Linked DNA regions of Homo sapiens: region 1 is linked to region 2. Evidence: chromatin loops called from intact Hi-C (ENCODE). Cell type or tissue: PC-9. All regions are shown on one strand. Each heading gives the region's core, and the rest is flanking DNA. Links, peaks and the distances in the headings are about the cores only.

What was found. Hi-C counts contacts between places; a loop is a spot of excess contacts. Peaks named below come from ENCODE experiments on the same cell type or tissue, not always from the same donor. Only the 100,000 strongest peaks of a DNase experiment are listed, where the experiment ranks them.
Region 1: a loop joins it to region 2, with 4 times the contacts of the local background. A loop is called at or near these places in 6 of 110 quality-filtered maps.

Annotation. Positions count from the first base shown.
Region 1 is chr2:86,446,229-86,461,586 of GRCh38, reverse strand. KDM3A (lysine demethylase 3A) reads right to left here. Exons shown (of 26, transcript NM_018433.6): 3 at 11,625-11,780; 4 at 10,374-10,484; 5 at 6,400-6,502; 6 at 5,021-5,145; 7 at 4,710-4,782; 8 at 4,516-4,604. Among named protein-coding and RNA genes, the nearest start is that of KDM3A, 13 kb to the right of the region's middle. In PC-9, for the core only: no CTCF peak of the experiment used is centred there; a DNase peak (open chromatin) is centred at 7,546.
Region 2 is chr2:86,370,987-86,386,344 of GRCh38, reverse strand. No RefSeq gene overlaps it. Among named protein-coding and RNA genes, the nearest start is that of REEP1, 41 kb to the right of the region's middle. In PC-9, for the core only: no CTCF peak of the experiment used is centred there; no DNase peak of the experiment used is centred there.

The DNA of each region.
Region 1 (15,358 bases), core at 4,158-12,157, 76 kb before region 2:
CTCCTCACAATGGGACACACACTGTTTATGGGCAGAGGCCCTGCTGTTGCGCCCACTGTTATAACCTCATAAAACCAAACATACAGTGGATGCTCAATAAATAAGACTGGTGGAATGAACATACCAAGGAGTGAATGCTGTTAGCATGTAACATTTCTAAATAGCTATAAATCAATAAGTCTTATGAGTTACCTGAAGTGACAGGAAGTGATGATCACCACTGTAGATCAGTCTAGCATACACTAAATATGCAATAAATACTTGTTGGAAGGAGGGATGGAGGAACAGAGGGAAGGAGGGAAGAAAGGAGAAATCTGCTATTTTTACAAGGGTGATTCACCACACCAAGGAGAAGATTTGGAGAGCAGTGGCAACAGCACAGTGATGAAGAGTACTGGATTTTGGTGTTAGCCTTTGGTTTGAAATTCAGTCTCTAACACTTCCTAGCACTTTCTTCCCATGAAGTATACTTTACAGGGCTGTGCTTTTACCATAGTGCCTGGCGCTGAAATCAATTTTAGAGATGAGCTGTCTTAAAGCAGAAAAACATTGCGAAAATTTTCTCAATTCTGTCACCGTGTGTTAGAATTAGCACAACTTAGCGTGCTTTTCCTTTAAGAAACTCAAGTATTTCCTTCTACAACTTTCCTAAGGTTTAGCTCAACAGGAACAGGACTCCAATTCCCAAACCCATGTTCACGAGTGCACCTCCGCACTGGCCTCTGACTCAACAAAGGGTCAAAGTTTCTTCTTACCTGAAGAGTTTTCCCTGAAGGTCTTCTATACCAGTCATGGCAATAGTTCCTCCCTGCCAGCAGACGGAGATAATATAATTGAGTGTATGATAGAATTCTAAAAAGGACACTGCCGGCTCACATTCCTCAGCAGACTCTTTCCCAACTAACCAGGCAACGTCGTAACTCTGAGGAATAGTCTGCTAGGCAGAGAAGACCTTCAAGGAGCCAGGTATCACTGGCAAACAGGTTTATCTTAACCAAAAGTATTCATCAAGACAGTCAAGAGTCTTGCCTACTAGTCCCAAATGCCTGTCTTCTAAAGACCACCCTAAAAGTGCCAGTCCAACACATCTGGGAAGTGCAAACACAGTGAGAATCGTGCTGAGTGCATTACTGTACTCACCTTTCACTCATACATTTTCAAAAACTTTCTTTCCCCACTGCTCCCTTTATCTCTCCAGCCCTCCTGAAATCTAGGCCAGGCCAGTGTATCCAAAACTTGTCTGACTACAAGAATCACCCAGAACGAAAGACATTTACCGATATGGAATAATAGTTATAATACATTGCAAGGGAATCAAGGAGGCTACAAGAGTATGGTTTTTAGTTTTAAAAAACTAACAAAAAAAATCAGGTCTCTGTGATAAATACAGGGGGAGAAGAGACAGAAGGAAAGTATTTCCTTACATTACATTTGAAGTATTTCAAAATGTAAACAGAGAGTCTCTGAGAAGTATGATTACAAGTGATGATTCTATTCTTTACTATACTTTTCTAGGTTAACCAAAAATTTTCAAATGAGATGAGCTTCACAATCAAAAAAATATTTTCAAGAACTTCTGAAACCCAGGTAAAAATCCACCTTCGACTTCCTTTAGAATGACGTGACTAGCATAGAGCTCAAGAGCTGCAATGTACATTTTTAAAACACTTAATTTAGTTTATCATATTAGATGCAGAAGTTAAGAAACTTATCTCCAGGCTGAAGTGCAGGCTTATTTTTTTAATAGCTTCTAATGTGCCCAACAATCAGCTCAATAGCACACATAGTATGGGCAACATGCTGAGAAAGATAAAAAAGTAATGCTTCTGGCCTTGCAAGAATTTGAATCAAGGAGACAGGATCATATCATATATGTCTATATGCCCACATTTTACAAGTACCTCCTTGAAGGTTAGAAATTTACTTGCTCAAACACCTTTCTCATTGCTGACACACTCAACATTCTGAAGGCACCTTCCCCCAAGGGAGGTTCCCACTGACCTCAGTTCTGCTTGCACCCCAGATTGATCGCTCCACCATCCAACAGGATACGTCATTCCTATTCCCAACCCTTCTTCCTCAGCAAGTCTCACAGCTCAGCTCTCCTCTTCATCATACTCCCAATTTACACTGACACATTCCCCATGACAGGCAACACACAACCAACTTCTCCAAACTGATATTTACTACTTCTAACTCTAGACTGCCAACAATTTCTCTAACGTTAAAACCTGACATAAAGAAATTATTATTATATCCTGTTTATCTCTCAGCTTCTAATACTATGGATTACTTGACAATATTGTCTCTGAGCTTGACATCCTCTGTGTAGTCCTGGCCACATTAATTACCCAGAGCCTTACTATCTGTTCCCTTCTAGACCAGGGACCCCTATTCCTCAGCAGCTCAGCCCCTTTCTATACTGGGAGACTATATAGTATCATAAATAATTGCCTGACCATGTCACTTGGGCTTCCTAAGCTAGAACTGTCATGTTCTTTGAGGCAGACATTCCATTTGTTCTACCTACTTCATTAGCTAGATTCCTGTGCTTCTTCAGTCCTAACACCTAGTCTTCCACCAAATCCAACTACTGCTGTCTCCTAAATAGCTCTCCACCCCCTTAGCTACCGCCTCACCTCAAGCCTATTTATGATGTGCAATACAACTAACCTCATCAGTGCCCTCATTTCTATTCTCATGTCCTTCCCTCATCCATCATCTACAGAGCTTAAGTCAATCTCCTGAACTTAAAACCCCTGAACACCCCAGACACCCCCTCTTCATCTGCAGCATAAAACCCAAACTTCCTATCTCTGACCCTGCTTCTCTTTTTCCATGCCTCCTGTGCCCCTGCCACAATGAAACATTTGCCCTTCACCAAACAAGACACGTCCTCCCTGTCTGAGAGGCTCTGCCCAGGCTGCTTCTTGAGGCACCTGCAGAGCTCCTGACCAGAGCACTCTCCCTGCACTTGTGGGAGCCCTCTGGAAGTCTGTCTCCCTCACTATCCTATGGAATCTGAGACAGGAACTCCAGATACCTTTCAATCTCCAGGACCAAGTATCCACCACACAGTGAGTACTTAATACAGTAACTATGGTTTCTTGGATGGATGTACTTGAAATTACCTTGTAAACTTTAAGGCAAAAATGAAAGGTAGTAAGACTAATTTCCATACTTAACTCTTCATTCTTTCCTAAACAACCTGAGCCTCAAGAGGTCAAAGCCTATACCCTTCAAAGGAGGACAGAGGCTTCAGACACTGGTTTACAAAGCTTTTGGTGAAGTATCAAAGTTCCTGTTGCCTGTATACAGGAAAGATTCAAGAAAGCCAATTAACCATCCTAGCTACACAGACTCAAGTGTTTGTGTGGCACAGTGCTAGCTTTGGTTCTAGTCGATGCTGTAGTCCAGTCTGCCCTTAATCAAGAAACCCAGATTTATTCATTGGCTTCCTGGCCCACTCCCCATGCCATTTCTCCTGGCCTTGGTCAGTTTTTAAATTTTAAACTCCAGCCTGGGGCAGAGCATTATAAAGGAGTTTTTGATAATTATAACACAGGAAACTATCCATGTGACATTTAGGCATTTGGATTCCTAAGGTGCCAGAAAGTTATTTGTATTGGAATAGGTCCTAATGATTTAATTCACCTAAAAGAGAAATAGTCTCGGTCCAAATGGTAACTATTTCAGAATAGAATTAAATCTGGTACCTGAACCCACAGTAGCATTCACAAAAGCCTATACTTTTCTGGACAGAAATTAGTAATGGCAAACCAATCACTTTCCTTGAAATACATTTGTTTACCCAATCATAAATGACCAATTAAATTCCTTATTATTGAGAAGGTGAAGGTCCTATTTCAACACCCAAACTACTCAGAATTCTAAGGCTCCTTCCCTCTTTTCATGCCAGGCATTGACACACACAACTCAATTTACCTTTAAGAACACTTCCACATGGTGAAATTGTCAAATCTATTGAGAATCTCCAGCAAATACCAAAAAATGAAACTTTTTTACATAAAATAGTGAACCATAAACTTATATTATCTCCATCTGCTTCAGTGTAGAAATTATGGCCAAGATCTGGAACTAGCAAAGAAGAGCAGACAGCAATATAACACTAAAAAAATTTGCCACGCAGCCAGGGGCAGTAGCTCACTCATGACTGTAATCTCAGCAGTTTGGGAAGCTGAGGCGGGAGGATCGCTTGAGCCCAGGAATTCAAGACCAGTCTGGTCAACATACCAAGACCCTGTCTCTACAAAAAACACAAAAATTAGCCAGGTGTCATGCATGACACATGCCTGCAGTCCCAGCTACTATGGAGGCAGGAGTTCAAGGCTGCAGTAAGCTCTGGTTGCACCACTGCACTCCAGTCTGAGTGACAGAGTGAGATCCTATCTCTAAAAAAATAAAAATAATTAAATAAATAATAAAAAATAAAAACTAGCCATGCAATGTTGGAGTTAAGGAAAGCTTTACACAAGTGACATAAATAAAGGTTACCTCAGAGCAAGATTTTGCTTGTTTGGAAACCAGGGTTCCATTATTCTCAGAAGACTTGCGTTTTACAGCTCCAATTCTTGCAGAATTACCTAAAATATTTAAAAATAGGTTAAGTTGGCTTCCCTGTTTCTCTTAATGTGAGAAGAACGGAGGAAAGGAGGAAGGAGAAGAAAGATTTTAATAACATATCTTACCACATGTCACAAGGTTATCGTGTACAACTTCAACATGAATCAGTGACGGATCAACAATTTTCAGTGCTGGAATCTTAAAAATAAATGAAACAAAGATACCGGAAAATAAAAAATGCTCAAGAACATACTGAAAATCAGGTTCATTAACATAACAATAGGAGCTTCTTATGAATAATTTCTTTTTAAAACAACTGTAATTATTTCTACCCTATAAAATAATAAAGGTATTTAGTGCCTAGAAAATCATAAATGCTTTGTATAGTTATCATGCTTTGTCGAGTTATCTTACAAAGAGTTATTGTTGTCTTTACCTCCTCACAGTTGACTTGAAGAGTTTTTGATGCTGGGTTTCCATTTATAACGGTTGCTGAAAACCACTGAGTAGATGGGTCCAAGCTATAAATTTTTACTTCTGAACCAACTAAGTTTTTGTCACCTTAAAAAAAAAAAAAAAAAAAAAATCTTAGAGCAATTTGCATTATCTCCCAATAGCAACATCATCCAGGACAATCTTTTCCTAAGTCTTTTTTAAAAAAACGCAAAAGTAAACATTAAAAGAATCACTACAAACATAAGATGACTGACATTTCAGAAAAGCTATGAGAAAATTTAAACTTTTTATTTTGTATCGGACCAAAGTAGTATTAGACAATTCATCAAGACCTCACTCACTGTCCTGTGTAGTTTTAGAGGAATCAAATTCAGGAACCCCAACAAAAATACTATGTCTGATAATCTAAAAAACACAGAAAAAAAATGTATGATTGTAGAAACTCAGTAACACAAATGGGAAGGTAAGGAGTATCAAATTAATGCCTTATCCATTTTATATGGCTGATATTCCAAACATATCAAATTCCACATCAAAATATAGCTGAGCTTTAAAAATATCTTTTTTCTTTTCTTTTTTTTTTTTTTTTTTTTGAGACAGGGTCTTGCTCTCACCCAGGCTGGAGTGTAGCAGTGTAATCAGGGATCACTGTAGCCTTGACCTCCTGGGTTCAAGTGATCCTCCTGCCTCAGCCTCCTGAGTAGCTGGGATTACAGGCATGTGCCACCACACCGGGCTAATTTTTTTAAAAATGTTTTGTAGAGATCGACGTCTCCCTGTGTTGCCCAAGCTGGTCTTGAACTCCTATCCTAGGCTCAAGCAATCCTCCCACTTTGGATGTCCCAAAGTGCTGGGATCACAGGCTTGAGCCACTGTGCCTGGCCCTACTTTACTGTTAGTTTCATATAATCCCTGAACTTTCCAAATTTCAGAGGTTTTAGCAACACACACATTTTTTGAATTTTAAATTTTAAATTTCTTAAAAATTTATTTTAGAAAAAAAGTAAGAAATGGCCCGGCGTGATGGCTCACACTTGGCAGGCAGATCACTTAAGGCCAGGAGTTTGACACCAGCCTGGCCAACATGGTGAAATAGTGAAATCTTGTCTCTACTAAAAATACAAAAACTAGCCGGGTGTGGTGGTGCGTGCCTGTAGTCCTAGCTACTTGTAAGGCAGAGGTTGCAGTGAGCCAAGACAGCACCACTGGCACTCCAGCCTAGGAACTAGACTGTCTCAAAAAAAAAAAAAAAGAAAAAAGAAATTTCCATGAGCAAATGAATGAGAGGCTAAACCCTAGTTTCTCACAAGCTAATCATTGGTCAACTCGTGAACTATCACCACTAGATAATGCATATACCTTTTAAAAGATGGCTTTCATCTAAATGCTTCACAATCAAAGCTTGAAATTCTTTACTGACAATCTGATTATCCGTAAGAGAAAGTCGAAGACTGTTTACATCCTGAAAAATGAAAGATCATTACATGTTAAGGGTAACAGTTAATAAGAAGAGTTATTTAAATTCCAGTGGGCTATTTCAATTGGTTAATCAAATGGGTTAAAGTAGTGTCAACAAACCATGTGATAGCCCAAATCATTCCAATTCCAGTAAACCAGATGGCTCAAAAAGTCCTAGACCATCAAATGATCACAGCTATAAGGCAGACTGAAGTAAAGTCATCCCAAGCTAGAAGCATGAGAAATATTAAGAGGAACTCAAAGCATAATTTTAAAAATGACTAACTTTGGCAATGGGAAAAAAGTAAGCAAACAAACAGCTGGTCAATCCAAGTAAAAAACACTCTGTATCCTAAATACTGGGGATGGGGAAATCACAATCCAAATCCAAGGGACAAAAAACACAGATATGACACACAAGAGACAGATGTATATGGTCGATTCATTGCAATTACTGTCTGGGTTTTTTTTTTATTTTATATAACACACTGCATGTACTATATAATACACTGTGTAACCTACTAGCAGGGGTAGATGACCATAACTGAGAGTTAGTTTATTCATCAATCAGAAAAATGTTTCCTTGATCAATGTTCTCCAAACCTTTTGACACATTGTAAAGATTAACTCCAGAGGTACACATATCTCTTTCCACCAAAGTCCACTGATAATGGGCAGCCCTTTTTTCCATATTCCCATTAGTAAACCCATGGCTGTGCCCAGTGGCCACCCTGGGGATGAGCAAGCATGCACCCATGATGGCAATTTTAGGGAAAATTTTGAACCACATCTCAGCCTGGTTACCTAGGCCAAAACCCTATTTTCTAAGGCCCCTTAAAGCTGACCAAGCTTCAGCTCCCTTCCTGGTAAGAAACTGCTGTTTTTAACAACTCATTTCACACAGATTCATTTAACCTAACTAGTATTACAAAATGCATTCTTTTTTACAAAAAGGGAGGTGGGGGGACAAACAGAAAATCTGAATGAATAGCCTAAGGCGTCAGAGTAAGCCAGTTCTGAAACATTCAATTCTTGGCAGCAGCTCCATTCTTGGCACTATTCCACAGTCTTCTGGCTTTGTGTGCACACCCAGTTATGATAAATGTAATACAGAAACTGTCAATAGGAATAACTTGCCAAACCGAATTCTAGCAGGGCAAAGAAAAAACAGTGCTCAACACAGAAGCCCTTCCAATATCAGGGCTTTATGCTTTTCTGCCACTGTGAAATGGATAATGACCAAGAATGGGTCATCCATTTTTCCCACTGGGAAGGATAACTAGTCTGTTAGAGAAGCTGTGCTGGAAAAATGTATTTCTTTTGCCAAGTAACATTAGACAAACCTAGGGACTCCATAAGAGATCAACATTAATTACCAGAATGGGTTAGTTTTTGTTTTTTTCTCATGCATGTATTGTTTATGCAATTTCAAAAAATTTAATTATATTCTCCAATTCCTACTACAAGATGAAAGTATGTATCAATGGAAAGAGCCGCAAAGGGCTTCAATAAAGTAGAAAAATATTAGGCTGCCTAGGAGAGTTTAGGGCTTAACGAAAGTGCAAGATAGTTGTCCAGATACCTTATCTTTTTCTTACCAACAGATAACTGAGTAAAATTCAATCTAAAGACGGACCCTAACTTTCAATCCCAATTTTTCCACATGCCAAATGATTTTCAGGTGCTCTGTGCATTATCTAGAGCAAGTATCCTACTGGGGTAATCACATCCCCCAACGTGGAATTTCGTACAGCCTACTGTGAACACCCATATCTACAAGATAATTCTCTGAAGTACTAAACTTTGAAAACTCAACATCACTAAAAGTCAAGACCACACATTATAGTTCTCCCAGTTAATTGTATATCGTATTAATGACAACATTCACACTGATGGCTCACAGCCCCACAGCCCCTCTTCCCGAGAACAAATATAAACTTACTAATTTAGATGTTTCTTTCTCAATCCCAAGAAACAAAACTAGGGTTCTACCTTAATTGAAAACCTTAAATACAGGAAAGATGTAAATTCAGAAAACAGCACTAAGAATAAAAAATTCCTTTTATTACTCAGTAAAGCAAAATATCCACAACCCCCCTGTATGTTATTTGATCCCTGCAAGCAAGTCAGTCTTCCTTTTAAGTCAGGAAAAATATCAAGATGGGTATAACACAAGAACTTGTGTCTGAAATTAACTAAGTGAAAGCATCTTCCTCTGTTCCATTACTTAAACATTATAAAATAAGGTTCAGATTATGAATCCTGTTTTCACTCACTTTCCAGATATGGAAGTATGGATGAGACTCAAGTAGAGGAAAAGCCAGTGCTTTGGGCTTCCCGATACAGGCTCGGCAACCTGATAACCACTGACCCCAAACTACTTTTAGCAAATAGGTTTCATAGTTCTATACCCCAAAGAAACAAGTCAGGTATGAAGTCACAAAACAGAAGGCGGTAAAGAAGATTATTCAGCTTTATAAATGATATCTAAAAGATGAATATTATTATAATGTGTGTGTTTGTATGCGTGTGTGCAGTCTATTCTCATCATTTGCAGTAGTTATGTTTTATCAAGTTGCAAAAAAATGTTTTATTAACAAATACTGAACCATTGCTCCTAGGGGAAATACAGGTGTAGGTTCCTTCAAGCCTCTGGTCACATTTTCAACAACCAATTGACACATAATCTTGTTTTATGTGTTTCTGTTGAAAGACATCTTATTTAATATATACTGCTTATGCACTAACCTTGAATTCACAGCCAAGAGCACTATAACTCAGACGAATGAAGCTTATCTAACACATGTATTTTGTTCTTAAGACACATCATGGCACTTCAGCACTGCTTTTGGGGGCCATTTTAAACAGTGAAATCACCAAAAAAAAAAAAAAAGCACAAAAATGCAGCACTAAATAGACTGCAAAAAGCACACCTGTTTACAGCATAAGTGAAACAAGGTGGAACATCACCTTATTTAACCTTAGCTAGGAGCTGGGAACCTGCATCATGCAACTCAAATTATTTGCAGCTCTGCAAGTACTGGTGAATGACCATGAACCACCACAAGTATTGATTTGGGGTTACAAATATATTTTAGCAAATAGGTAAATTCACAAACATAGAATCTACAAATAATGAGGATTGCTTGTATATATGTATGCATGAGTGTCTATGTATGCATGCACATATATGTATATAAACAACGGTCTACTTTTAAATATTATTTTCATATCACCTAAGTGTTTCCATACACACACACCATCAACTATAATACCCTTGTCCTTTCAACCGTAAATGGACAGCACTAACCTAAAAGCTAACATTGAGGAATGATGTCTAACACCTAACTGCTGATGGGATGGGTTCTTTCCTGTTAGGTATTTAAATTAGAGCAGTCAACATCAATATACAGTTGGCCACTGAACAACACAGTTGTGGACTGTGCAGGCCCCATTATAAACAGATTTCCTTCCACCTCTGTCACCCGAGATTGCAAGACCGAAAGTCTACTCAACATGAAGACAAGGACAAAAACCTTTTATAATGATCTACTTCCACTTAATGAATACTAAATGTATTCTGCTTATGATTTTAATAACATTTTCTTTTATCTAGCTAATTTTATTGTAAGAATACAGTACATAATATATATACAAAATATATGTTAACCAACTGTTTATCAATAAGGCTTATGGTCAACAGTAAGCTATTAGTAGAGTTTGGAGGGAATCAAAGTTATATGTAGATGTTTTACTGTGCAAGGAGTAGGCATCCATAATACCCACACTATTTAAGGTTCAACTGTACTTTACTTCTCATGTTAAAGGAGTTCGTATTTCTGTTTCTAATGTTTACTACTGTTTCTATGTTTTACCTGTATAGGCTTCAAAAGGTCTTTAGAAAGAAATACTCTTTGTTGATCTCCCAGAAAGCGAACAGAAGTTATGGATCCCAAACCAGCTTTGTCCAACAGAGGTTTGTACGTCTAAAACAAAAGAAAACACTTTAGCATCATAACTGCTGTCAGCATAATTCTGAAAATAGGAACTGGCAATTTTCCACACACAGAGAAAGTGATAAAGCCACTAATTTTTTTTATTTACTGCAAGTTATCTCATAACAACTATTTATGCAGCCATAGATAATACAATTTTTATTCAAACCCAATAATTTAAACCAGATAGACATTTGGGAGTTATTAATATTCAAGACTGGGTTCACAGATTCATGGTGTCCCAAAAATTTATGCAAAAACTGTTTGTATGCACACTTCTCTGGGGAGACAGGCCTGTGTTTTTAACCAGTTCTAAACAGCTGGAAAAAAAAATACAAAGAGCAAAATAAAACTTTAACCACAACCCTCATCTCTCAAGAATCTCCATAGCAGCTCTTTTCACTCATGGGCAAAATCAGATCACAATCTGATCAGCCTTCAACCATTCTCCCGGCCTTTCCAAACTATCCAGATCCAACCTTCCCTCCTTGAAGCACCAGCTCAAGTCCCATAAAGACTAAAGTGCCCTCTCCAGACAGCGCTCACTCTTCTCTTTGCACCACACTTTACAATGTGGATATAGCACAATCATATACTGACTTATAGTATCTTTAAAGCCAAAAAATATAATAATCCAGAGGGAACCTTAAAGATCATAAGATCAAGACTGGAAACCCTACAGAGAGCAAGGCAACAGCTACTATTTGGCTCTAGCCCATTGCTGCCATAAGGCTCCAGTGTTGCCATTATCTTGTAGATTTTTTAAGAGACAATGGAAATCTAGATTTTCAGATGTATTCTCCACATTTTTTAAAGTAGGCAATTAATTCAAATGTTTTGAAAGTACTGCAAGGGCCAAACCAAACAGATCTATATGTTTGCATATGACTGCTAGTTCCTGCCTTCTGACCTAGACATTCCCACTACTACCTCCATCCCTATTTGTCAAGTGAACACGAGGTCCAACAAAGTCAAGGGACTCGCTCAGAAGTGCAGAGTTCTTAAAAGGGCTGGCAGGAGATCCTGGGAGCTTTTCTGACTTTCTGGCATTACATTTACATATTCCTTTTGTACCCACAATGGATAAAATGCCCTCTTCTCAGGAGTTCAATAAGCCCAAGTTTTACTCACTATTGCAGGCCACTGTACAATTCGTTCAGAAATTTCAGGTGACTTTCGTTCAGCTAAAACCAAATTATGTTCTACTAAAAATGCTCTCCTTAGAAGGCTGTAGACTTCTATCCATCTTCTTTTCCTCCAAGATTCCCCATCAAATTCCACACACACCTAGACAGACAAAATTGGGGGGTGGGGGAAGCAGATTCAATTTATTAAAATAAGCATTACAAATGCCCCAGCTGAACTATACCTTCATTATTCTATTTGAATCCTTTATCTGGATGTGCTTTCCCCCTTCCAGCTCCCTCACTTCCTGTCACAGCCCACAATACATAATCACACATGAACCAGGCTTTGGCTCCCAACTCACTTCGGGATGCAGAAGTCAAGGCTTTTTGGGCCAGTCTGTGTCCCTAAAGTAAACCCCTGGGAAGCCCAGAAACCAAACAACCCCTACTTATCAGGCGTTTACATACATTAATTAGACATCTGAGCTTTTGGAATTGCAAGACAAAAATTTGAAACTCAAAAGATGTACTTAATAAAACTGCACTGTAATTGTCTATTGACAATATAAGTGGGCTTAAGATGACCCCCCATCACCACAATCCACCACCTCCTTTTGAATTCCTCTGGAATGAGTAAATTTAGCACAAGGCCTAATATACAGCACATCTTCAATATCCCTTTCAGTTGAATAAGCTAGGAAATTTACCACAGAATTTGGAGTCTTAAACTACTTGTTGGATAACATAGAAACGAGTGATTAACAAAATGACCACAAAGTTTTTCAGAACTATCTCTAGCTTCTTATATGAAAGTTAAACTACCTTGAAATATTGTTTTCCAAGTAATTGTAATGTTTTCTGCTTCTGACCTGCATAATACTTTTAACCCTAAGGCTACAACTCTTAAAACCTGTATACATATTTAAAGACATTAAGAAAATTCAGTCTAAAAGTGGGCTTCTGGGAGTGATCTATGAGTAGGAATTGTTTACAAAACCATAAAACTCAAAGTCATATAAAAGCATTGAAACACTCCAGCTTCCTTAACCTATTATAAATATGCTACCCCTTAACTTACTCTAGGTCCTCTTCAATGCTTTTTGTATTCTACCAATGACAATAAACTCCCTCGATATTCAGTGTAAAAATCACTGTTTTTATTTGATTTAAAATTCCTCCTCTTACTAAAGAGGTCTCTCATTTTGGTTTCCAGGAATTAGTTAATACATCTATCATCTATCAAATCTGTTCATCATTTTACAGACATCACTCATACATCCCTTTTCAACCTTCAGTTTATTAACTAGTTAACTTCATCTATCAGAGCACAATTCATATATCCTTTCCTCAAACAAACCTTCCCTTACCAAAGTGCCTCTCTCTCCCAAGAGAGGTCCCCATACTAACTGTACTCAAAGTTTTGTACTTTTCCGTCTTAGCTCTTATCCACACTTTGCATTATTTATTTGTTAACTGATTGACAATTAAATTCTAATAGGTCAAAGTCTGTCTCTGCTTTTGCTTACAACTGTATATCACTAGTATATGGAATCTAATTGGTACTCAAATACTTGTTAGCATAGATTAATGAATAAATTTCCCTCTGCATTGGGTTCCTATCTTGTTTCTCTCACCTGCTTAGAAGGCACTAAATTCCCACATTAGCCCCAATCCCAAACCTTCTCCAGTCTACAGGATAAAAATAAATGAAATCTAAGATCTATCCTACCCTTCTCAGCCAACAAAACATGCATCCCTAACCTCCCAGGCGACTTTACCTAGGAAACTACATATCTTCTTGGTATTTTAGGCTTTTAACTTTGCAGTTATTACTGAATACTTTCCAAATCAGAATAAATGTGAACACCCACGTGGCAAGGCCCACATACGTTTCTCCCTGGTTATATGTTTTCTATCACTGTAATCAACCAAATGGTCTTTCATAAAGGTGGGCAGAGACTGCCCATCTTCCTTTCTGTTTCCTAGCCACAGAATCCATATGCTCTGACATCTCCCCTAAATTGGCTAGTCTTTCTGCTCCATATTCACATCAACCTCAAACCCAACCAAGCTTTAGGTAGACAGTTTTCTTATTTATCAGCAATGTGGTATAAGAGGAATGAGCACACACAAATTCTAGATCCAGATTCAGAGACCTTGAATTCCCAGCTACACTGAATCTCTCTTAGAATGATTTTACATGTATAAAATAAAATACTTATGATTACAAAGGAAACCAACTAACTTGCACCCCAGGTTAAGAACCCTCACTTAGAAAATCTAAGTTCTCTCAATGTTTTTCAAAATGAAAAAAGTGACACCTCTCATTGCATAGTTAGGCATATTTTAAAAGACAGTGTATGTAAAGTGTCTGGCAAGACAACTAGGTAGTTTTAATACCTCCATGGTTAATTCAAATCTTATCAAGGTATCACTTATTAAGTTAGGAGCAGGGGAAAGAGGATCTTCAACACAATTATCTAATATCTATTCAGCAAAAAAAAAAAAAAGTGCAGAATTAAGAAGGATTAAGATCTTAAGTGGTTTCCCAAAACTTAAGCAACATCACAGTTCTTACCAGATCACTATCTAAAGCTTAAGATAACCCTAAACCAAAAGACAGACAGGGCCCCTTTCCATATCCCAATTTTTGAGTGATTTGAAAAAAAAAAAAAAAAGTTTACCTCCTTAAAAACAATTTAAGTTTATGACTTTCAAATATTATGCTGTATTAGCCAAAAATCACATTATTTTGGTTTGGAAAAAGATGACTTTAAAAAATATATAAGAAAACCAACAAGTTGTGAGCTTTCTTCAATATTGTTCAAAAGTTTCCTATCAAAACCATATATGTCAGTCAGGCATGGTGACTCACACCTGTAATCCCGGCACTTTGGGAGGCCAAGACAGGAGGATCACTCGAGTCCAGGAGTTCTAAACCAGCCAAGGCAACGTGGGGAAACTTCGTCTCTACAAAAAATACAAAAATTAACCAGGAGTGGTGGTGCCCACCTGTGGTCCTAGATATTCAGGAGGCTGAGGTGGGAGAATTGCTTGAGCCAAGGAAGTTGAGGCTGCAGTCAGCTATGATTGTGCCACTGCACTTCAGCCTGGGTGACAGAGTGAGACCCCATTTCCAGAAAAAACAAAGCATCTTTCATTTGTGCCTTAAGGTTTGAGGTTTTACACTTAATGACATCCCCCAAAAAAGCTTCTTCTGTGGACATTTCTACAAAAAAACACTTATTTTATTTTTTGAGACAGAGTCTCAATCTGTTGCCCAAGCTGGAGTGTAGTGGCGCGATCTCAGCTCACTGCATCCTCTGCCTCCCAGATGCAGGTGATTCTCGTGCCTCAGACTCCCAAGTAGCTGGGATTACAGGTGAGTGCCACCCACACCTGGCTAATTTTTGCATTTTTAGTAGAGACTGGGTTTCACCATGTTGGCCAGGTTGGTCTTGAACTCCTGACCTCCTGACCAGATGATCCACCCGTCTTGGCCTACCAAATTATTGGGATTACAGACATGAGCCACTGCGCCTGGCCTAAAAAGACATTTAAATTCAGTAAGAACTAAAGTGACTTGACCAAGCTCATGCAAGCTGACAGATGCAGCTAGTTTCTATTCTAAATTGTGTTATTTCACCCATGCTCCTTTGGCCCACAATGAGATGTGACTTACACTGTGTGGCTTCAAAGGCCAGAGTCAACTATGATTCACTACCTATAATTGTGAAA
Region 2 (15,358 bases), core at 4,836-12,835:
ATTTCATCACAGCTGCCTCTGTCTTCCTCATTGTCCAGGCCTGTAGTATTTCCAGGTAGGGTACCTTTTTGCTTTGAGGTCACATATGGAGCCCAGGAAACTTTGCTGAGGTTGGGGATGCCCTACTGGGGTCTCAGCCTCCCTCTTCTCCATACTCACTCATCCTCCTGAGGCCTGGCTACCCTCTCATGCAGGGTAAGAGTGACCACAGCTCACATGCCTCCGGACCTGGTTCCCTTTCCTTTCAATTGTGTGTGAGTGCAGGGGGAGGGCCTGATTCTCAAAGGCGTTGCACCTGTGTACACACCCATCATAATACTTTTAGCGGTGACCTGCACCATGACAGCAGACAGGGCTCTCTCTCAACACCATCCTGATGTTCTGCTTCAAGAAAAGTCCAGATGGTAAGGGACCACTTAGCTTGGCCACCTGGGAAAACTGGGAGAGGACAAGAGAAAAGTGGAGGGGGGCACAAAGAGGAGAAAAACAATTATTTTCTACTTTTTCAATAGATGATCGCACCTGGTAAGAATCAGGATGGGCCATGGGTGCTATTGAATTCCACTGGCTCCTCCTCCTTTCCCTCCCCACATCTGAGTTATGTCAGCTCTGTGAGGGTCCTCAACTCATGGGGCTGCCCCGCATCCAGGTTCCTCTCTGCTTGTGCCCCACATCTCATGGCTGGGGCCTCTGTTCCTCTTCCTTGGCCTTGAGGTAAAAAAGCCACTTACCTGCTGTCTCCACCACTACACCATGCATTCCCAGGGCCTCAGGGGTTTGGGGAGCTGAGTCTGGGGCCTGACATGTGGAGAGTGACGAAGACAGTTGTGTGAGAAAGGGATTCCACCTCTTTCTACCCAGCAAGCCATGAGAGCCAGGGGGGTAACCTCAACCTGCCTCTCCTCAGATTTCCTCACCTTGCAGCTGCCCAGGAGGCCTCAGGGGCAGAGGACACAGATGGGCCATTCCCGTGGGCATGGCTGCTCCCCCTCATGCAATTCCCTCTTAACCCGCTCTCTGAAATTCCCTATTTCTACTCCTTCCATGCACACCAGAGCAGCAGGAGCCAAGGGGCTGCAGGAAGTGGGTATCCCCAAGCTGCTAAAACTCCAGAGCCTTCCCAAGTTTTCTACAGGCCATAACTGTCTGAACATGGGCTCCAGCAGGTGGCTCACCTGGGACAGCCAGGGGAGTGTGATCCCCTCAGAACTCAGGGTGCACTGAAATCTCAGACCTCACCTGCCCCTCCACCAGAGTTACCATGCCTGACATTCCAAATGACCTCCTGAGTGTTCAGCCTCAGGCCAGCAGCCATGGGACACAAATAGAGAGACATATGCATTCTTCCCGAAAGGAGGCTTTTACTCAGATGTTGGGGACCAGTTACGCACACATTGACTGTGTATTTATTGAATCCTGGGTCACTGGGGCAAGCTTGAACTGCTCATCCTGTCCTGCCCAACACACTTTTACAGCTGCCACAGGATGCTCTAGGAACAGCTCTCCCACAATGTCGCCCCAGATTCACCCTGTCTTTCATCTCTTCACTCTTTTTTTTTTTTTTTTTTTTGAGACAGAATCTCACTCTATTGCCCAGGCTGGAGTGCAATGGCATGATCTCAGCTCACTGCAACCTCCACCTCCCAGGTTCAAGCGATTCTCCTGCCTCAGCCTCCCTCAGTAGCTGGGACTACAGGCACACACCACCACGCCTGGCTAATTTTTGTATTTTTAGTAGAGACGGGGTTTCACTATGTTGGCCAGGCTGGTCTCGAACTCCTAACCTTGTGATCTGCCCGCCTCAGCCGTCCAAAGTGCTGGGATTACAGGCGTGAGCCACCACTCCTGGCCTATCTCTTCACTCTTATACTCACCTCCAGTGATCATGCCTGCACTCAAAATAGAAATGTGGTCGGTTGTAATGCAATGTTTCTACCCTGCGCATGCACTGCCTGTATGATTTTTCCCTCACATGTCTTTCTACCATTTGTTAATTTTTTCTTGGTATGCCTTTTGTTTTTTACCTAAATAGATATCAAATGCCATAAACAGAAGAACTGTAAGAATAAATACATATCTAACAGTGCTGCTTTTTTCAACACAGACCTGCCAACAGTACTAAGGATGGAGAAGAGAGAATTGAGATCACATAGGTGGTATTGTAGGCCAGGCAGGTCTGGAAGCGGTGATGCCACTTCTCTCTACAGTTCATTGTCCAGAACTCAGTCACAGGCCCCAACCCAAGGGCAAGTGAGCTGGGAAGTATTGTTTAATTATGTGGCCAGGAGCATAATGCAACTGTTTTGGTGGGCTCTTAGCCAGACTCTGCCTTCCTGATGTAGTGAGAAAAGCATTAGATGAGGCAATAGTCATTCTTTCACTATCCACAGCTCTCCAAGCCTTGGTGTATTTGATGCATGGGAAAAATAATACCAGCCTTGTCCATCTCACTGGGTATTTTCAGAAACAAACAACATCAGGATGAGGTTTATAAATATTGTTGTTAAATTGAACTCTAAAGATATGTGTTGGTGGGGGGTGGAGTTCCTAATTGGGGAAGGATCCAGAGCAGCAAGAATTGCTCTGCAACAAAAAATATTTTGTTGACTTTTCTTTAGGTAGGAGTCAAAGTTTCATTCAACATAAGAAAGACATATGAATATATAATAAAATTTCTTGAAAACTGCCACACATTCAGTTCAAGTTTTTTGGCCTAGTTAATTTTCTTTATTTTAGTGTGTTTTAATTCTTTGGGGAAAAGACACTGAAAACAAAATAAAAGAAAACATACCCCTAAGCTCCTCTCTTTTGAGTTACAAAAATATGTGAAAATCCTTGCTTCTGACTGCTCCTATTTCAGTCTCCAGAGTTAACCTTGCCTACAGTTTATAATTTATCATTTCCTAAATTCACCACTGCTTATAAAGGCACGCTGTTGTAAAAACACAATATAATGGTATATTCATATAATGAAATGCTACCTAGCTGTAAAAAGAAACAAACCTTTGATATACACAATTTGGATCTCAAGAACAATATGATGAATGAAAAAAACCAATCTCAAAAGTCACATGCTGTATTATTCCATCTATATAACATTCTTAAAATGACAAAATTATAGCTATGGAGAGCAGATAAGTGTTGCCAGGCATTAGAGAAGGGGTAGCAGGAGATAGTTCCTTTTGGTGATGTAATGTAATAGTTCTGTGTCTTAATTGTGGCCATGCTTATATGAATTTATACATGTGATAAAATTGCATAGAACCTACATATGCAAACACTCAAATGAGGTTTTTATATGCAAATTGGCATATAAAAACCGATGAACTCTGAATAAGCTTTATAACCTAGTTGGTATTGTACCCATGTCAATTTCCAAGTTTTGATATTTATAGTTGTGTACAATTTTATCACTGGGGAGAGTGGGGTGAAGGATACACAAGCTCTTTCTGTACTATTTTTAAAACTTCCAGAGTGGTGTCAGCAAGATGGTGAATAGACAACCCCCAGCACAAAAGTACAACTAGCAACTACTGAGAAACAACAATACCATCCTGAATTCACAGAACTTGGGGGAGAAGTAGAGAAGCTCCCTGGGCCCACAGAAATGAGAAAAGCCACAACTAGTAAAAGAAAAGGTCGTTTTAGACTGCACCACCCACTCCCCTAAGCTGGAATAATGCCATTCATGGAGAATTTCCATGGATGGACCTACAGTTTCTGAGCTGGGAGGAGGGAATTGGAGGTGGATGTTTGATCTCCCTACTAGTCTCGGAATCTTCATGGAAAACCTGCTTTGGTCCTGTTCTACCAGAAGCATTGGGAGTAACAAGAGGGCTGACCCACCTGAGGTGATCTGGAGACAAAGAGTAGGAGTGCTGATCTCAGCAACTACCATGCAGATCTCAGTAGATGCTCTTCATTCTGATCAGTGGGGCACCATAGTGCTTCAGAGGTGCACGATCCACAGGAAGGCCCAAATCCCTGGCCGGATTTCCCATACAGCCCACATGCTCATATGGAATGTCTCCCTGACTCAGAAGCAACTTAAAGGTTAGCAATTAAGTTGGTCAAACAGGAAAGAATCTGAGAGCCCAAAGACAGAACATTTGAAATTACCTAATCAGAACAGCAAAAAGAAAAAACAATTTAAAAAGTGAGGAAGGCCTACAGGAATTATGAGACACTATCAAGTGAAATAACATCTGCATAACAGGAGTTCCCAAAGGAGATAAGAGAGAAAAAGGCCTAGAACACATATTTAAGGAGATAATAGGTGATAATTTCCCAAATATGGAAAAAGACAACACCATCCAGATACAGGAAGCTCAGAGGTCACCAATCAAATTCAACCCAAAGAGGAGTTCCCCAAGGCACGTCATAATCACGTTATCAAAAATCAAAGACAAAAGGAGAATACTGAACGCAGCAAGAAAAAGAGAGAAAAATATATCACATTCAACAAAGCCCCAACATGACCTTCAGCAGATTTCTCAAGAGAAACCCTGCAGGCCTAGAGAGAGTAGGATGGTATATTCAATGTTTTGAAAGGGGGGAAAAAACAGTCAAGAATACTGTACCCAGAAAAGCTATCCTTCAAACATGATAGTGTGACAAAGACTTTCTCAAACAAATAAAAGCTGAGAGAATTTATCAACACCAGACCTCTCTTAACAGAAATGCTAAGGAAGTTCTTCAATCTGAAAGATAGCTGCTAATGTGTAACAAGAAAACATCTAAAGGTGTAAAACTTATAAAACTTACTAGTAAAAGTGAATATACAGATAAATTCAGAATACTCTAATACTATAATTAAGGCATCAAAACCACTTATATTTTTAGTATTGACTAAAATATAACAGTATTAAAGATAATAATAACTGTAATAATGGGTTAGAAGGCAATATAAAAAGATGTAATTTGAAATATCAGAAAGCCAAAAAGTGGAGGAGATATTGTTAAAGTGTAGAGTTTAATTTTGTTTCTTTGCTTTGTTAATAAAGTTAAGTCGTTATCCATTTAAAATAACATGTTATAACTGTAAGAGTGTTTTATAAGCTTCATGGTAACCACAAAGCAAAAATTTATAATAGATACATTTATAATAGAAAAATAAATAGCATGCAATCAAAACATCTCTACTAGGGAAAACCACGTAACTACAAAGGAAGACAGAAAAAAGGAAGAAAGAGTCTACAAAACAAACCAGAAAACAAGTGACAAAATGGTAGTAGTAAGTCCTTACCTATCAATAATAATCTTGAATGTAAATGAATTTAATTATCCAATTAAAAGACACAGAGTGGCTGAATGGATTAAAGAAAAAATAAGACCTAACTATACGTTGCCTACAAGAAACTCACTTCACCTATAAATACACACAAGACTGAAAGTGAAAAAATGGAAAAAGATACACACAAGACTGAAAGTGAAAAAATGGAAAAAGATATTTCGATGAAAAATGGAATAGCTATACTTATATTAGATAAAAACCAGGTCTGGGCATGGTGGCTCAAGCCTGTAATCCCAGCACTTTGGGAGGGCAAGGTGGGTGGATCACCTGAGGTCAGGAGTCTGGCCAACATGGTGAAATCCCGTCTCTACTGAAAATATAAGAAAATTAGCTGGGCATGGTGGCACGCACCTGTAATCCCAGCTACTTGGGAGGCTGAGGCAGGAGAATCACTTGAACCCAGGAGGCAGAGGCTGCAGTGAGCCAAGATGGTGCCACTGCGCTCCAGCCTGGGTGACAGAGCAAGACTCCATCTCAAAAAAAAAAAAAAAAAAAAAAAGGAATAGCTGTACTTATATTAGACAAGAAACCAAAAATGAGCAGGATATCTATACTAAAATAGACTTTAAGTAAGAATGGCAAAAAAAAAAAAAAAGGCAAAGAAGGCCATTATGTATTTATAAATGAGTCAATAGAGCAAGAGGGTATAAAAATGATAAATACATATATGCCCAACACTGGACATCTAAATATAGAAAGCAAATATATTAATAGACCTAAAGGGAGAGATTGACTGCGATGCCATAATAGTAGGATATTTCAATGGCTCACTTTCAGCAATGGAAAGGTCATCCAGACAGAAAATCAACAAGGAAACATTAGAGTTAAACTACACTATAGACCAAATGGACCCAATGGACATTTACAGAACATTTTATCCAATAGATGCAGAATACACATTCTTATTAGCATATGGAACATTCTCCAGGATAGACCATATGTTAAGCCACAAGACAAGCCACAAAATATTTTTTAAAATCAAGATCATATCAAGTATCTTTTCTGACCACAATGGAATAAAATTAGATATCAATAAGAGAGGAACTTTGGAAACTGTACAAATGCACGTACATTTTACAACATGCTGCTCAATGACCAAAGGGTCAGTGAAGAAATTGAGAAGAAAGTTTAAATATTTATTAAAACAAATGAAAATGAAACACACCATACCAAAACATATGGGACACAACAAAAGTAGTACCGATAGGGAAGTTTATAGCCATAAACACCTACATCAAGAAAGTCAAAAAATGTCAAATAAACAAACTAATGATATACCTCAAGGAACTAGAAAAGCAAGAACAAAACAAATCCAAAATTAGTACGATGAAAGAAATAATAAAGATTAGAGCAGAAATAAATGAAATTGAGACTAAAATAATATAAAAGATTAACATAACAAAAGTTAGTTTTAAAAAAAGGTAAACAAAATTGACAAGCCTTTAGCTAGATTAAGAAATAGAATCTGAGATTTAGAAAATATGTTACATGTGATACCACAGAATACAAGGAATTATTAGAGACTAGTATGAAAAACTATGTGCCAATAAATTGAAAAACCTAGAGGAAATGAGTAAACTCTTAGACACATACAACCTGCTAAGATTGAACCATGAAAAAATAGAAAACATAAACAGGCCAATAATACATAATGAGATTGAATCAGTAATAAAAAGTCTCCCAATAAGACAAGTCAATGACTGGATGGTTTGACTGTTGAATTCTACCAAACTTGCAAAGAAGAATTAATACCAATTCTTCTCAAACTTTTCCAAAAAACTCCAGAGGAGGGAATTCTTTCTAACTCACTCTACAAGGCCAGCATTACCCTGATACCAAAACCAGAGAAGGACACACACACAAAAGAAAACTACAGACTAATATCCCTGATGACCATAGATGCAAAAATCCTCAACAAAATACTAGCAAACTGAATGCAACAGCACATCAAAAAAATAAAACACCATGGTCAAGTAGGACTTATCTAGGGATGCAAAGATGATTCAACATACACAAATCAACAACTGTGATACGTTGCTTGAACAGAATGAAGGACAGAAACCATATGATTATCTCAATAGATGCAGAAAAAGCATTTGATACAATTCAACATTTCTTATGATAAGAACTCTCAACAAATCAGGTATCAAAGAAATGTACTTCAAAACAATAAAGGCCATATATGACAAACTCACACCTAATGTTATACTGAACAGGGAAAATTTGAAAGCCTTTCCACTAAGATCTGGAACAAGACAAGGATGCCTACTTTAACTACTTTTATTCAACATAGCACTGGAAGTCTAAGGTCAGAGCAATTAGGCAAAAAAAAAAAAGAGAGAAAGAAAGAAAGAGAGAGAAAGAAAGAGAGAAAGAAAAGGAAAGGAAAAGAAAAGGAAAGGAAAGGAAAGCAAAGGAAAGGAAAGAAAAGAAAAGAAAAGAAAAGAAAAGAAATGGGACGCCAAGGTGAGCGGATCACGAGGTCAGGAGATTGAAACCATCTTGGCTAACATGGTGAAACTCTGTCTCTACTAAAAATACAAAAATTAGCCGGGCATGGTGGCAGGCACCTGTAGTCCCAGCTACTCAGGAGGCTGAGGCAGGAGAATGGCGTGAACCTGGGAGGCGGAGGTTGCAGTGAGCCGAGATCGTCCACTGCACTCCAGCCTGGGCGGCAGAGCGAGACTCCGTCTCAAAAAAAAAAAAAAGAAAAGAAAAGGGCATCTAAATTGGAAAAGAGAAAATCAAAATCTTCCTGTTTGCAAACAACTTGATCTCATATTTTAAAAATCCTAAAGACTCCACTAAAAAACTGTTAGAACTGATCGATGAATTCAGTAAAGTTGGATAATACAAAAATCAATGTACAAAAATTAGTAACGGCTGGGAGCAGTGGCTCATGCCTGTAATCCCAGCACTTTGGGAGGCCGAGGCAGGAGATCACCTGAGGTCAGGAGTTGGGGAGCAGCCTGACCAACATAGTGAAACCCTGTCTCTCCTAAAAATACAAAAAATTAACTGGGCATGGTGGTGTGGGCCTGTAGTCCCAGCTACTCGGGAGGCTGAGGCAGTAGAATTGCTTGAACCCAGGAGGTGGAGGTTGCAGTGAGCTGAGATCACACCACTGCACTCCAGCCTGTGCGACACAGTGAGACTTTGTCTTAAAAAAAAAAAAGTAGCATTTCTGTACACTAATAGCAAACAATCTAAAAAAATTAAGAAAGCAATTTTATTTATAATAGCTATAAAAATGCCTAGAAGTAAATTTAACCAAGAAAGTGAAAGATATTTCCAATGAAAACTATAAAACACTGATGAAATAAAGAGGACATAAAAAATGGAAAGACATACTATGTTCAGAGGTTGTAAGAAATAATATTATTAAAATGTCCACACTACCCAAAGTGATCTACAGATTCAATGCAATTCTTATTAAAATACCAGTGACATTCTTCACAGAAATAGAAAAAACAATCCAAAAATGTGTATGGAACCACAAGGAGCCTGAATAGCCAAAGACATCATGAGCAAAAAGAACAAAGCTGGAGGCATCACTCTACCTGACTTCAGAATATTCTACAAGGCTACTAGCATAAAAACAGGCACATAGACCAATGAAACAGAATAGAGAACCCAGAAATAAATTCACCGATTTGCTACCTGATTTTCAACAAAAGTGCCAAGAACATATATTAGGGAAAGGACAGTCTTTTCAATAAATGGTGCTGGGACAATTGAAGAATACTTGGAAGAATAAAACTAGACCACTATCTCTCACCATATACAAAAACCAATTCAAGATAGAGTAAAGAGTTAAATTAAAGACGAGAAACAATGAAACTACTAGAAGAAAACAGGAGAAATGTGTTAGGATGTTAGTCTGGGCAAAGATTTTTATGGATAAGACCTCGAAAGCACAGGCAACAAAAACAAAAACAGACAAATGGGATTATATAAAATTTTTAAAACTTCTGCGCAGCAAAGGAGCCAATCAACAGAGTGAAGAGACAACATACAAAGTAGGAGAAAATATTTGCAAATTATCTATCCAACAAAGGATTAATATCCTGGATATAGAGGGAACTCAAACAACTCAACAGCAAAAATAATAGAGATAGGCTGGGCGCTCTGGCTCACACCTATAATCCCAACACTTTGGGAGGCCAAGGTGGGCGGATCACGTGAGGTGAGGAGTTTGAGTGAGACCAGCCTGGCCAACATGGTGAAACCCCATCTCTACTAAAATTACAAAAATTACCCTGGCATGGTGGTACACACCTGTAATCCCAGCTACTCAGGAGGCTGAGGCAGGAGAATCGCTTGAACCCAGGAGGCAGAGTTTGCCGTGAGCTAAGATGGCGCCACTGTACTCCAGCCTGGGCAACAGAGTGAGACTCCATCTCAAAAAAATAAATAAATAAAATTAAAATAATAATAATAGTAATAATTTGGTTTAAAAATGGGCAAATGATCTGAAAAGACATTTCTCAAAAGAAGACATACAAATGGCTGACAGGTATGTGAAAAAAATGCTCAACACCACTAATTGTCAGGGAAATACTAATAAAAACCACAATTAAATATTATCTCACCCCACTTAAAGTAGCTGTTATCAAACAGACAAAAAATAACAAATGCTGGTAAGGATGTGGAGAAAGGTGAACTTTTATACACTGCTGGTGGGGATGTAAATTAGGACAGTCATTATGGAAAACAGTATGGAGTTTCCTTTAAAAACTAAAACTAGAAATACCATATGATCCAGCCATACCACCACTGGGTATGCAGCAAACAAAATAAAATTCAGTATGTGTATTAGTCCGATTTCATACTGCTATAAAGAACTGCCTGAGACTGGGTAATTTATAAAGGAAAGAGGTTTAATTGACTCACAGCCCAACATGGCTCGGTAGGCTTAGGAATCTTACAATCATGGCAGAAGGTGAAGGGGAAGCAAGGCACCTTCTTCACAAGGTGGCAGGAAGGAGAAATGCTGAGTGAAGAGGAGAAGAGCCCATTATAAAACCATCAGATCTCATGAGAACCCAGTCACTATCATGAGAACAGCATGGTAAGGGGGACTGCCCCCATAATTCAATTACCTCCACTCAGTCTCTCCCTTGACACATGGGGATTACGGGGATTACAATTCAAGATGAAATTTGGGTGAGGACACAAAGCCTAATCATATCAGTATGTCAAAGAGATATCTACACTCCCATATTTATTGCATCACTATTCACAGTAGCAAAGATACAGAATCAACTATGTGTCCATTAACAGATGAATGAATAAAGATAACATGGTATATATACATAATGGAATATTATTCAGCCATAAAAATTAATGAAATTCTGATGGCTGACTGTGGTGGCTCACACCTGTGCTCCCAGCCCTTGGGAGGTTTGAGGTGGGAGGATCACTTGAGCCCAGGAGTTTGAGACCTGCCTGGGCAAAAAAGTGAGACCCCATCTCTACAAAAAATAAAAATAAAAAATTAGCGAGGTATGGTGGCACACACCTGTGGTCTCAACTACATGGGAGGCTGAGGCAGGATCTCTTGACCCCGGGGGGTCAAGGCTGCAGTGTGTCATGTTCGCACTGTTACACTCCGCACTGCTACACCGCAGCCTGGGCAACAGAGCAAGACCCTGGAGAAAGAGAGAGAGAGAGAAAGAGAGAGAGAGAGAGAGAGAGAGAGAGAGAGAGAGAGAAATGAAATCCTGTCATTTGAGGCAAAGTGGATGAGCCTGGTGCTGGGGGACATCATGTTAAATGAAATAAGCCAGACACAGAACGACAAACATTGCATGTTCTCATTCATATGTGGGAGCTGAAAAAGTTGATCTCATAGAAGTATAGAGTGAAACACTAGATGTTACTAGAGGCTGGGAAGGATAAAGGGAGGGGGAGATAAGGAGAGAATGATTGATGGTGCAAATTACAGTCACACAGGAGGAATTTGTTCCAGTGTTCTATAGCACAGTAGGGTACCTATGGGTAACAATAATTTATTGTATATTTCAAAATAGCTAGAAATGATTTCAGATGTTCTTAACACAAAGAAATGATAAATGTTTGAGTGATGGATATGCCAATTACCCTGATTTGATCATTATACATTGTATGCATGTATTGAAATATCACATGTATCCCATAAATATGTACAATTTTTGTGTCAATTAAAAGTAAAAAAATTAAAAGACAGTTTAAAAACTTTCTGTGAGTCTATAATTATTCCAAAAAGAAAAGTTTAAAACACACATACAGAGTTTTGTTTTTTAACAAATTAAGTTTTATCATACAGATAGAGCTTTTTAAAAACCCAACAGGGAACAATTCCTATATTCTGCTTGGCAACCTTCTTTTTCCAGGTGAATATCTATAGAATTACCTCATTCTTTACCTCATTCTTTTAACATCAAAATAGTACTATTTTGTACTTATGGATATATCATAATTTATTTAACTATCATCTACTGATGAGCATCGAGATTGTTTTTACATTTTCACTGTTTCAAAAAAATGCTGTAATAAACACTGCTTCTCAATATGCCTTTCTGCACTTTTGGTATTATTTCCAAAGTTTCCTAAGTGTGTTATTGCTGGCTATAAGTGTATGTATAATTTCTATTTTAACACACACAGGCAAATTATGCTCTTTCACTCTTGCACTGGTTTACATACCATTCAACATTACAAAGGAGTTCCAATTCCCCCACTCTCACTGTGGATGGATGCTCTAGGTCTACTTAATCTTTGACACTCCATGGGTTAAAATCATGTCTTCCTGTTTCACTTTGTATATATTTGTTTTTGAGGTCGAGAATTTTTTATTTCTTTATAACCATTAGAATTTCTGTTCCTGTCAATTGCCTGTAGATGTGCTCTTCTTCCGTGCACACCCCACCATTACTGAATGTTAGCCTCTGGATTGCAGAGTCTTTGTTTGTTTACTTCAGCACCCTATCCTCAGCATGTAGAATAGTGCTGGGCACGTGCTTGGGATTCATCAAAACCATTCGAAAAAGATGGATTGATGAATAGCTTTTTTCCTGTTTCGCTGTTCATCTTCTTCTTATTGACTTGTAGAAAATATTTGTATATTGGGAATATTAATGTCGATTTTCCCAGTCTATTGCTACCTTTTTTAAAAGATATATTTATTTATTGGTATTGTTTCCAAAGAAATAATACAATTACTTGATACCAAAATAGAATTATTTGGATAGGGTGGTGAAGTAAACAACATGCAAAAAAGAAAATACTTCAAAAGGTAATTTTCCTCCTCACTCTGTATTACAGCTGCCTACATCTGGTCCCAGCACATCCATTACCAGTTTCTTGGGTAACATTCCTGAGCTGCTGTATGCGTAGACACACTTATGTCATCTAACCTGGCTTATAGTGTCTTCCATCTTTCAAGATATTTTTACATAATCAAACAACATTGTTTATCCTGTAGGATTTCTGCCAGCCTGGATTTTTCTGATTGTTTCCCCTTGGTGTCTTTTAACATGTTTCTCTTCTCCCTATATTCCCTGTAAATTAGTGAGGTTAAATCACTTCTGTACTCAAAATCCTCCACTGGCTTCTCAAAATGCAAGCCAGAGACCCTGCAATGTCCTCCAAGGAGCTGTGTTAGTGCTGATCAGAACAATGTTACCTGTCCAGCACACTCTGGGGCTCTTGTCCCATGCATATGCTCAGCCACCAGGTCTAGGGTTCTCATTGCCAGCTAGCCAGCAAATGACCCATTTCCAAAATCCCTTTTTGCAGTTGGCTTCCTAGGACCACTCCCGGCACCAACTATATTACAATGAATTCACATTCTGAGATGGAAAAAGGCTTACAGAGGGGTTATTGGAAAGTGTTGGCAGTTATGCGTCTTGCAGATGGGAATAAGGGAACAAGGAAGGCAGGAATGGGGAGAGATAGAAACCGTCCTGTAATGTGGTGACAGATCCTAGATCCCAGGGGGAGCTCTTGAGCTGGAACAATGCCTTATGATTGCTCCAAATTGAAGCAGGACAGGCTGGCTTTTGTATCCCTACCTCAGCCAGTCACTGACTATGTGTGGACTGCTCCCACCCGGGGGCCAATTCCCCACAGCCAGGGCAATTCCCAGTGGATACTGGTCAGCAACCAGTATTCTCAGCAGCTGAGAGATGAGTGCATCTGCCCTGGAGAAGGGATATGGGAGGAGTGCCCCAGAACCCATGATAGCCAGGCCTCCAGTCTTGGTCTGGTCTCATATGATAGCAGTCATAGAGTTCACACCACTTTCTACCCAGTATTCCCTCAAGGCAAAGGGATCCTGGAGATTAGCATTTCTCTCCTTTTTTAAAATCTAACTACTGTATCTTTCTTGGGGAAGGGAGGCTCAGAAAAATGTGACAGCTCCCTCATGCCACTTAAGAGCCGTGGGAATACAGGTAAGACTGTCCCAGAACCCCTGTGTCCCTGGCATCCCATTCAGTCATTGTCACGCTACAGTTTCCACTGCAAAAGGGCATGAGACACTCCTATGAGGTACCAGAGTTCTGGAGAGAAAGAGCGAACAGAGCTCCTCTGCTCTCAGCTCTCCAAACTTACTCTGCCTCTGTTTATGCTGTCCAAACAGGAGCCGTAGCCTCGTGTGGGTATTGAAATTTCAATTAATTTGAGGTCTTGCTTCCTCTCCAGCTGTCTTCTGCCCCCACAGGCCAGAGAGGAGTTTCATGTCCTTTCTAGTGTGCATGTGTGTGTGACCATGTGTGTGTGTGAGTATAGGGGGGCCATATTGGTTGATAGTTTAAACAACCCTCCCGGTAGCTATCCCATTCATCTTATTCTTTCATGTTTCCTTAGTGATATCTGTTATTAAATTGCTGGACTTCCATCAGACTCTTGAAAAGAGGAAGGAGTTGGTCACACTGTGACTTATTAAAAGTGTCCTATGAAAATTCAATGCTTTTTTATTGTATAAGAAGCTATTAAAATAATATAGATTAATATATTTTATTTTTTGACTTGAAAGTTAGATTATTTTATCATTATGCAGCATGCATATCTTTACCATAACTGAGTTCTTTTAAAAAAGAAAAACAAAACCAGAATTCTGGAATGCTGTTCTGGCAAGCGAAAACCTCAGAAAAAGAGAATCTCATCTTATCCCAGTGATTGTTTCAGAAGGAACATCGGATACAAATGAATTGGTAAATATCTAGCAGAGGAGGAGGGAGGGTTGAGCAGGAGGGAGGGAAGTTCTGCAGTCAGTAAATACACAGTGGCTGCTGTCAGGAGCAGAGTTTTATGAAGGCCATGTTATCACACTGCTGTATATTTTTGTTCTCTCTCTTCTTCTGCACAAAGGAAGGAAAGATTCAAGAGATATAGGAAGAGGAAATGATATGGGCAGAAAGAGCTCTGTCTCCACCCACACCCCAGTGGAGCTGTAAACAGGCCGTTAAAAGTCTGTACTCCTGAAGAAAAATCAGATCTTAAACGTAAGCTTCCAGAAGGAATCGTGAAGCCAGGCTTCTCTCCTGCTACTGAATGCTGGAGATGTACATATTCCTTAAAACATGCTCACATTTTTTAAATTATAAAGGTAACACATGCTCAGTCTAGGAAATATGAAAAATATAGAGAAGCATGGAGAAGAAAAATAAAAATCACCATCCAGAGATAAACACCATTATCATGCCTTCTGTTTTATTAAACATACACACACACTCTTTTACATTTTAACATAATTGGGAATGTACCACAGATACTATTCATGTCCTTTTTTTCCTTTTTACATTATATCATGAGTATATTCTCATTCCATTAAAAATTATTTTAAAATATCATTTTAATGACCTATATTTCACCTTGTAAACACATCAGAACTTATTGAACCATTCCCCAGATATCAGACTTCTAAGCACGTTTTCTGTCTTTCTAATAAATATCACAGCAATGAACCACTGTTTACCTCTGCTTGTCCTTAGAAATGGAAGTCCTAGATGAAAAGGCATCAATTTTTATAAAGTTTTTGATGCACACATGGCCAGGTACCCATCAGGCAAGCCTCTACCT